2 separate regions of the Homo sapiens genome follow, and region 1 is linked to region 2. The links are chromatin contacts, found by Hi-C or POLR2A ChIA-PET in ENCODE. All regions are on one chromosome and are shown on one strand. Each heading gives the region's core, a stretch centred on a gene start or an enhancer-like site at or near the end of the contact. The rest is flanking DNA. Distances are from core to core; before and after follow the strand shown.

Region 1 (5,015 bases), core at 413-2,912, 430 kb before region 2:
ATAATCACTAAAAGATTGGGTAATACTTATACAGGCATGTATCAGATTGCTTATACATGCCTGTATAAGCATGTACACACACACACACGCACACACCACACACACATTCACATATAAACACTCATGTTTGAAATTTTTCTTCAAACACAAATCAGATCCTTTATGTCCTATTTTGTACCTTGTTTTTTCCTAAAATAGTTTTTAAGGTGTCTTTAATTAGCATATATAGATTTGTCTTATTTTTCTGATAGCCTCCATGTTATTATTGCATGCAGTTGCTGTACTTTATTTTACTAGTCCTTTTATTCTATCATAAAAATGTTGCAATGTGTATTCTGAAACAGAATACCACTGTGCCTTTATGCAAATACGCCTACTGTCTGAAATCGAGTTGCAGGGTCAAAAATAGTGCACACCTAAAATTTTGAAAGATAGTGCTAAATTTTGTTTCGAAAAGGTTGTATTAATTTGTACTCCTATCACAAGCCCATGTGAGTACATGCTTCCCATACTTTTGCCAATACCAAGCATTGAACTTATAAATGCCGGCTGGTCTGAGAATGAAAAAATAATATTTTAAACTGTATTTCTTTAAATAATTTGAACATCATTTCATTGGTTCATTTGTTATTTTTATTTTCTCTTCTGTGAATTGCCTGTTGATAGGTTCACTCTTTTTGTCTAATAAATGATTCTTTTAAAACCAATTTCATGAGATTTTTAAAATATATAATCAAAATTATTGGCATCAATGTTGATTATTCCTGTAAACATGAATAAGTAAGTGAGCTGGTTTCCAACTTTGTGAGGATTAAATGAGAAAATGGGTTTGCAAGCACATCAAAAGCTGGAAAGCACCACAGACACATAATTCTTGTATGTTAGGAAGATTTATTTACGTGAATGTTTTGAATCATAGTACATGCATAATCTGGCCACACCATGTGACAGAACGAGGTAAGTGCTTACTGTCATAAAGTATAAGACCGATTAAGGGAATAACCTGAGTAGCTCTTTTTGAATTAAATGTACAGGCTTAGTCAGCTGCTCAAGGCCAGCCCCCTGGGCCCAGCTTTCCTGATTTTCAGTTCAGTGTACTTTCCTCTAAATCAGACATGTTATAATAACCGTTCAACAACAACAACAACAAAAAGGGTTCCAGAACATTGCAATAAAGTGACTATTGAATAAAGTGTGTCACACTTATTTTTTTGGTTTCCCAGTGCAGTAAAGGTTATGTTTACACTATATGGTAGTCTATTAAGTGTGCAATAGCATTATGTCTAAAATAACAATGTACATACCTTAATTAAAAAATACATTGTTGCTAAAAAAAAAACCCAACAACAACAAAAGACTCACTATGGATGAGGTAACACATTCAGTAAAAATAACTGAGGTTAGTGGCCACAGACTGGGAGGAACAGCAAGGTCTACAGGGATGGAGTCAGCAGGCACAAGAGCAGCCACAGAAACTGAGAAGGGGCCCCAAAGACTGATGATGCAACACGGACAGTCAGCATAAGTTAGACCTTGATTCATTCTGGTCTATACTATGTGGGAAAGATGAAGAAAATGGAAAAAACAAAAAATGAAATGAGTGCTGGCAAGATTCACAGGAAATGACTAAAAGGTTTAGAGCCGGGGGGGCGTGCTGCAGGGTTGTAGGAATCGGAACCATTTAGCCAGGATGTGATCATTTACCCCACTGCTACCCCTTTGATGCTTATACAAAGGGTTCTGTAGTCAGTGATGTCATCCTTCTTCAACTCAGTACAGCCCCAGAGTCAAGAAACACTTACTCGGTGCTTACTGCAGGATGCAATGAGAAACAAGACATCAACCCTCCCCTTAGGGAAAATGTATAGCTACTGAGGTATGTGTCAAATAGGTAATTTAAATACAGTCTTCTAAATGCTATGATGAGGAAAAGCAGAGGATGCTATTACAGGATGATGGGGAGGATAAGGCACAAGAATCACACATACTTGAGGGAAAAGTGATGTCTAAATGGAGGCCTGAAGGAGGAGAGTTTTTGGCTAGGTGATTGGGATGGAGATGGGAAAGCTACACATTCCATCAAGGACAAGTGTTTACCCAGCCACAGGCATGAGACAATCTCTCTGTTTTGGGTGTGTGTTTAGGTATGTGTGCACAAGTGGATGTGCATGTGTGTGCATGTGGCTATGAGCTCTTTACATGGTAGTGTGAGGAGTATGAACTGTCTCTTCCAAGTAATGAAAAGTCACTAGAAAACACTGAAGGAACTTGTCTCATAAATGAAAGAAGATATAAAGGAAGCCAAAGTATTATGTCAGAAATTGGTTAATAAGTGGATAAGAGGGGATACTGAAGGAAGAGGAAGGATACAGGCCAGCTCCTGTGCCTTTGGTTGGAGCAACAAGGTAATGCCATTCATGGAAAAGGAACACAGAGAGGAGCAGGTTTAAAAGGGAACACCTTGGGTTCTGTCTGAAACTGTTGCATTTGTGGGCCTATGGGCCAATCTATGAAGACTGCAGGCTAAAATGATAGATACATATCTGGAGCTTACAGAGAGATCCAGCTGCAGATTTTGGCCAGAGAGTTCTCAGCACACAGATGATATTTGTACTCACGGAAGCAGATGAAATAACTCAGGAGTACAGATTGAGACAAGAAGGGAGATTAGGGCAGAACTCAAGAAAAATGGAGAATTTAAGGAATGAAGAGAGGAAATCTATTAAAAACGGTAGAAAGTTGTGTACAGCGATAGGAAGAAAACCCAGAGTGTACGGTGCTATAGAAGTCAAATGAAACAAAGATAGAGTCAACATCTTTAAATGCTGCAAGAGCTCAAGAATGATAAGGACTGAAGAGTCTTAAGTGTATTAAACATCAAAGAGGTCACTGGTGATGTTCAGAAGTGTGGTGTAAGTGGAGAGGTGGGGATAGAAACTGAATTACAGGGAGCTGAACTGTTAGTAGAGCAAAGACAATAAAGCTTAGATGTATGTGTGTGTGTGCGTGTGTGTGTAAGAGAGAGAGATCTAAAGTTGTCAAAGGGTTTTTAATTTTGATTTTAAATTTATATTTAATTAATTTTTCAGTTAATGTAGGAATTTTATTTCAAATCTAAAATTGCCTTTTCTATAAATTAAACTTTAAATTTTCTTATAATTGTAGATTCATATGAAGTTGAAAGAAATAACGTAGAGATCTAAGTACCCTTTATCCAGTTTCCCCCAACAATAATACCTTGTAAAACTATGGTACAATATTACAGCCAGAATATGAGATTGATACAGTCTATCAATCTTATTCAGATTTCTCCACTTGTCTGTATATATGTGTAAGTTCATGCAGGTGTGTGTGTATTTGATTTATGTAATTGCACTGCCTGTATAGATTAATGTATCTGCCACCATGGCAAAGATACAGAGCAGTTCCATCACCACAATGATCCCTTCTATTGTCCTTTTATAACCACAGCTACCCCAAACCCCCAATTCCTAATCCCTGACTTCTTGTCTCCCATCCCTAACTCCTGACAAACACTAATCTGTTCTCCATTTATATAGTGTTATTTCAAGAATGTTATATATAGAATCATACAGTATGCAGCCTTTGGGGGTTGGCCCTTCCCACTCAGTATAATTCTTTTGAGATTCACCCAAGGTGTTGCATATATCAACAACTCCTTCCTTTTATTGCTAAATCGTATTCCAGGGTAAGAATGTGCCACCGTTTAACCATTCACCTGTTGAAAGACATCTGGGTTTTTTCCAGGTTGGGAATCTTACAAATATAGCTGCTATGAACAAATATTTGATTTGTTCATTTCCCTGGGATATACAAGTCTTCATTTCCCTGGGATAAATGCCCAGGAGTGCAACTGCTGGGTCACATGGTAGTTGCAGGATTAGTTTTAAAAGAAGAAATTCCCAAAACTTTCTCTAGAATGGTTGTTCCATCTTATATTCTCATCAGCAAAATATAATTGATGCAGTCTCTCCACTCCACATCCTCTTCTGCACTGATGGTTGGTTTTTTTTTTTTTTTTTTTTTTTTTTTTTGAGACGGAGTCTCACGCTGTTGCCCAGGCTGGAGTGCAGTGGCATGCTCTTGGCTCACTGCAACCTCTGCCTCCCAGGTTCAAACAATGCTCCTGCCTCAGCCTCCCAAGTAGTTGGGATTATAGGCACCCGCCACCATGCCCGGGTAATTTTTTTTGTATTTTTAGTAGAGACAGGGTTTCAGCATGTTGGCCACACTGGTTTCGAACTCCTGACCTCAAGTGATCCACCCGCCTCAGCCTCCCAAAGTGCTAGGATTACAAGCATGAGCCACCGGGCCCAGCCTGCACTGATGTTTAATATCATTAGCACTTTGAGAAAAGCAAGTCAAACTATAATGAGATAATTACTACACACCTATCAGAATGGCTAAGATAAAAAATAGTAACAAAACCATCATGGTACCTATTTGAGACATGTCAGCATACTGATGATATCTAAAAGCTTGGGAGGATATGAGGGTGACTAAAGAGAAAATTGAGAAAGAAAATGATCCCAGAGAGACTGGACAACTTAGGAGTCAGGGAGAATACAAAACAGCAAAGGTAACTGAGACATAGGTAAAGAGAAAATCAGCAGGCTGGTCCTATGGAAACAATGTGGAGATTCCTTAATGAACTAAAAGTAGAACCACCATTTAATCCAGCAATCCCACTACTGGGTATCTACCCAGAGGAAAAGAAGTCATACGAAAAAGATACTTGCACAAGCATGTTTATAGCAGCACAATTCGCAATTGCAAAATCATGGAACCAACCCAAATGCCCATCAATCAACAAGTGGATAAAGAAACTGGGATGTGTGGGTATGTGTGTGTGTGTGTGTGTGTGTGTGTATATATATATATGATGGAATATATATATATATATATATGATGGAATATATATATATGATGAATATATATATATGATGGAATATATATATATGATGGAATATATATATATGATGGAATATATATAT
Region 2 (5,062 bases), core at 830-3,329:
TTTGTGATAGAAATCATAATTTTAAGGATTTATAAATTTAACCATAACAACACCCTACGACCCCTATAAATGGCAACCGCTACTACTATTTCATGACTCTTTTCAAGTGTACATGAGAAGTTCAGAATATGAAAGTAATATTCAAAATCTTTATCACAGTTTATTTGAAGAAAAATTATAGTATAAATACAACATTGCTCTTCAACCTAAGCTCACAACTATTGGTATGAGTATCATTTCCAGAAACCTAAAAGAGCTTTCCTGAAATCCCAACATCCCGTCAGCTCCACCTAGTCTTCCATAGTTCATTAAAAACAAGCAGCATTTCTTTCATGCCTCATCATTAATGATAAAGCAAATGAGTCAACTGTACAGAAACAAAGAAAACATCAACAATAATTTACTATTAGCATCATTGCATTTGTGTAGCACTTTATACACCCGCTATCTCATTTGACCTTTTTCATGAGCTTCTGCAGTACAAGGAAATGGAATAATTATTTTAGAGACAAGGAAACTCCAGTCCATAAGATGTCCAAGAACACACGGCTAGTAAGAGGTTATGGCAAGATGTGATTCAGGATTCGAGAACTTTTCATCTAGATTTTTGTTCATTTATGCAAAACTGTCTCTCTTATCTAATAAAAGTGTTTACCAGGCTTAAGAAGTGGATGATGGAGCTTCTGAGATCCACATAAATAAGAAGTTGTCTAATTCAGGCCAGATGTGGTGGCTCATGACTGTAATCCCAGCACTTTGGAAGGCTTCAATGGGAGGATCGCTTGAGCCTAGGAATTCAAGACCAGCCTGGGCAGCATAGTGAGACCCCATCTCCACAAAAAGAAAAAAAAAGTTATGTAATTCAGACAGGATATCATATGGACTTCATGAGAAGAAAGAGAGAGGAGGGTGGGAGAAAGAAGGGAGGAAGAGAAGAAGAAAAGACAAAGAGGAGAGAGAGAAGGAGGCAAGGAAGAAAGGAAAGACTTTGGACTAAGATAGTTAAATATCCTGGAAAACAGAGGTCTTGAACTATGCTTTAAAGAAGTGCTAATAAACATAAGCCCACAGAATGACAGTTTCAGGATCATCTGGGAGTGCAATACAAATTCTCCCACACTCTCTCAGGTTTACTAAACCATAACTTCTGAGGGTGGGATTCCTAATTCCGATGCAGGCCGGGTTTGAAAAGCGTTCCTTCAAAGTTAAGGTAGGACCTAAGCAAATAGCAAGAAGGTAACAGACATGTAACAGAAGGGGGGAAAGTGACACTAACGATAAGGAAGCCTAGAATCCAGAAAACTCAAAATATGTCAAGTAAAGAAGGTCTAAAATAATGGGTTGAAAAAGAGGTATCTTGTGAGGGACTGGGTCTGAAAAGCTATCATCAAGTCATATGTTAAAGTGGAGAAGGCTGGAATGTGGGCAGAGCAGTGCAATATAAACCTGTGGGCTCTAGAGTAACCCAGATCGAGTTTTAGGTCTTAAGGGGAGAAAGAGGTATAAACCTAAAGAACAAGAGTATCGTCATGCAATACAAGAATAGAGTTACAGGGGGCTCAGAGGCTCTTCAGAGGAGAATCTCATTTACAACCTGGAGACAGATGAGTTCAGCAGACAAATAGGGAAAGGAACAAGGGAAAAGCTCAAGTTGTAAGACAACATGATCTATTCAGCACCAGCAAGCCACTCTGGATTCACTGTCCTCACGTATAGAGGAAGAGATTAATAATCCTGACTCCACTGGGTAGTTGAGGGGATTAAGGAAGGGAATTTGACATGACAATTCTAATGACCTGCCCAGCGTGGAATAAGCACTCTTTACAGTCCACTTACTGCCTCTCTTCCCCTTTCGGGCCAATGCAGGGTGAAAGAATAAAAAAGATAATGAGCTGCCCCTGCAGCTAATAGGTCAGGTGCCGACTTTAACCATGTTTTCTCCTAATATGTTCTCAGGGCAGCCAGCTAGAGTTCTTGTGGTTGGCAACTCTCACCCGTATGCACATTTTATTTCAAGAGCTGAGACTCCTTCACTTCCTGCTTCTCACTTTTACTTCGTCAGAGGGGCTGCAGCTCCTCAAGTTTGTTACCTCGGATGCAGCTTGCTTTCTAACTGACACATAACAATTTCTATAGGCAAACGTGCTCTAACTTCTTTCAAAAGGGGACTGTTGGCTGTCCTGAGAATGGAGCAAGTTTTACTCTGAGATGACCTGTGTTCAGCAGAAGCACACAACTTGTTGGAAAGTTTACACAAATTAGTCCAGCTGGTTGGCTGGAAGAGGGCTCCTGAAGTGTGTCTTCTGAGGGATGTTAACAGGGGTTTGCTCAAAGTAAAACAACAAACCAGGTCTACAGTCAAAGAAAGCAAGGTGATTGCTGTCTCACGGGACTTCCTCGAAGACTGGGCATGTTAACACGCACTGTCAGCACCTAATAGAGCACCAGAGGGTGCAGCATTTTCCAGACTCGTGTGGCCACTCTTTCTGGAGTGGTACCTCCTTGGACTAGTCTTTGCGGACAATGCATCAAAAAATAATGAGTTAAAGCATGACAAAAGCAACATTTTGCCCAGGATTGACCTCCAGAGAGATTGCGAATATGCTTTTGGAACGCTTGCATCTTCCCACTCAGATCCCTTCTCAGGGCTTCCACCTCCTTCCACCACAAACCCTCTCCACTCCCCACTTCTCAGCGCACACTCTTTCGGAAAGAATCTGCTAAACTCAACAGCATTAGACTGGCATCTCTTCCACTGTTTATTCTGTTTACTTGGAAAGCATCTCCCTTTACTATAATTCTACTCATTCAAGGCCAAACTAAGTCACTTCCCACAGGAAGCCTTCTTTGACTCCTGCCCTTCACCCTGGTGGAAATAATAGTTCTTTTTTCTTCTCTGAACTTTCTCTGCAAGTTTCTATCTACTTTAAGTTATAGTTGTTTGTGTGTTGTCTCGCCTTCACTAGTTGATATACTTCTTCCCTAATCCTTTCACACCTAAACTCAGCCTCACAACGTACAGGAAAGTAGAACAGGCAGTTATAATTATAATCACCATGTGGAAACAATATAGCTTCGTAGTTAAGAGAGAAGCTGCTGAAGCCAGACTACCTGAGTTCATATCCTGGCTTTAGCTATTATATTATTATTATGTAACCTTGGGCAAATTATGTAACATCTCTGGATCTCAATTCTTCCTCTGTGAAATGGTGATAATAACAGTACCTTCCTCAGAGGCTGGTTGAAAGGAATAAGTGAGGTAATGCTCAGAATGCTACCTAAATCTATAAGCATTTAGTACAAGTCCCAGAGAGTTTAGAAGTGGCCATGTCAGAATTTTTCAGATTCACGTCATTTTTTTCCTTCAATATGTCAATCTTTCAAAATTGCTCATCCATTCATAATGTTTATTGAGCTCATAAATAAGCCAAGTGTGACTCCAGCCAGCTGAAAAACAAGACAGACAAGGCCCTGAATTCAAGATCCTTCCACACTCTAGCAAGGAGTAAAAGGAGGCAGAAGGGGGTTGATGCATAAGTAAAATAAACAGAAAAGATAGCAAACATGCTGTTTTTTTGTTTATTCTCATGTCATACCCTCCAGCCAAATGATTTATTATACTATTCTATTTTGGCCAAAACTATACTCAGAATGCTTTCTGTTTTATTTAAACTGTATTTTTAGAGCTCAACATTTGTTTAGGATGCTTGCCTTATCTCACCAATTTCTTCAGAGAATGAACAAGGAACCACTCCAGAATTTTGGATAAATATCTTGTGCATGGATTTTGGATGAACCCTCTCCAACCTCCAGCCTAAACCCGGGTGCATCCCCAGTGGCTGACATGTGACTTAAAAAAAGAATATTCCTGACTTGGCATGCAACTGCTGTTTCTGGGTGCTCAAGTCTTTAAATTTGTTAGTAGAAGAGCATTTTATTGTGAGAAAGAGTTCAGCATCATTCATAAAACTATAGACGTAACCACTCTCTCCCTTCTAGATTTCAGCTATTAAAAGAGTTGAATCTAATCCCATAGTTTGATTCCTGAGGAACTTTGGAGATGATGTTTCAGCATCTAGTGAAATAGCCGTTCACCTTCTTTCCTGTCTTTAGGGTAGGTTTTCTGTCCATGAAAAATATTTTCTTCAATTTGATTTTTTTATGTTGATACATGAAGGCTTTTTGTTAGTGTCACTAACTCATGCCCCTTAATCATTTTTGTTCTTCTTATAGTCTCTACCTTGGTTTGTAAATCACAACTTTTTACTTTTCTGCTCCACCATGTCTGGGGACATACATAGGCCATGCGAAGAGAACCATGGTGGTGGTGGTAGTTGCATGTGTATGGAGAAGAAGGGAGAGACTTGAGGATGGAAAGCAATGGAATGAAAAGTTCAAGTTGTGGGCATTCACCCACCTCCCCAGAATGGTTGAAACGCTTTGGCCGTACAAAGTAAAATTCATATTCTTGACCAGAAGCAGTTGAAATTCCAGCCAAAGCTTTTAGACTTTCCTTTGCCTGTGTTTCTCTAAATAATGGTCTTTGTCAACCCGAAAATCTGGTAAGTTGGAAAGTTAGTTTATTAAAACTAAAATGATGCAAAGATTAAAATCAGAAACAAATGAGGTCTCAATTAGTAAATCTTATCTCAAATTGAAGGATGGAGAATCTTTTTCCACGGAAAGAACTTCCATAGTGACCAGGTTAGCCAAGAACTATTGCCACAGTTGCCCACTGAATCCTTGTGGGAAATAAGCCACTGACTCTAGATCACTTAAGACAGTGATGCCAACAGGTAGGCAGGTTAAGCAGTAGAACCTTTCTTTAAGTGAAACAGTTTATAAAACTCTAAATTTTAACAAGCGAATAGCAGAGCTGCTTGGTTTGAAGGGCCCAGAGTCCCCACTGCCCACCCCACACTCAATCATTGGAGCTTCATTTCTACCCAGAATCCTAGGGCTTCTAGAGCATAAGTTTAAAAATTCACTGATCTAATCTAATTTCACCCTTAAATTTTCTCCAGAAGACACGGAGGCACAGAGATTAAGTGTGATCCACGAA

The links. A loop is a pair of places that touch in the nucleus more often than their neighbours do. ChIA-PET counts read pairs that join two places held with the same protein, here RNA polymerase II (POLR2A). Pooled maps may share reads with other maps.
Region 1: a pooled map shows a loop between it and region 2 (6-fold over the local background). The contact joins two enhancer-like sites. A Hi-C loop is called at or near these places in 3 of 50 pooled maps. POLR2A ChIA-PET finds 5 or more read pairs at or near these places in 2 of 52 experiments (activated CD4-positive, alpha-beta T cell and activated T-cell).

What each region holds. Positions count from the first base shown.
Region 1 is chr3:188,785,423-188,790,437 of GRCh38, reverse strand. The region is part of intron 9 of LPP (LIM domain containing preferred translocation partner in lipoma); the gene reads right to left. Among named protein-coding and RNA genes, the nearest start is that of MIR28, 99 kb to the right of the region's middle. Within about 2 kb of position 1,662, at least 2 of the 41 ENCODE cell types and tissues checked have a DNase peak (open chromatin) inside an H3K27ac peak, as active enhancers do.
Region 2 is chr3:188,356,313-188,361,374 of GRCh38, reverse strand. The region is part of intron 3 of LPP (LIM domain containing preferred translocation partner in lipoma); the gene reads right to left. Among named protein-coding and RNA genes, the nearest start is that of FLJ42393, 180 kb to the right of the region's middle. Within about 2 kb of position 2,079, at least 3 of the 41 ENCODE cell types and tissues checked have a DNase peak (open chromatin) inside an H3K27ac peak, as active enhancers do.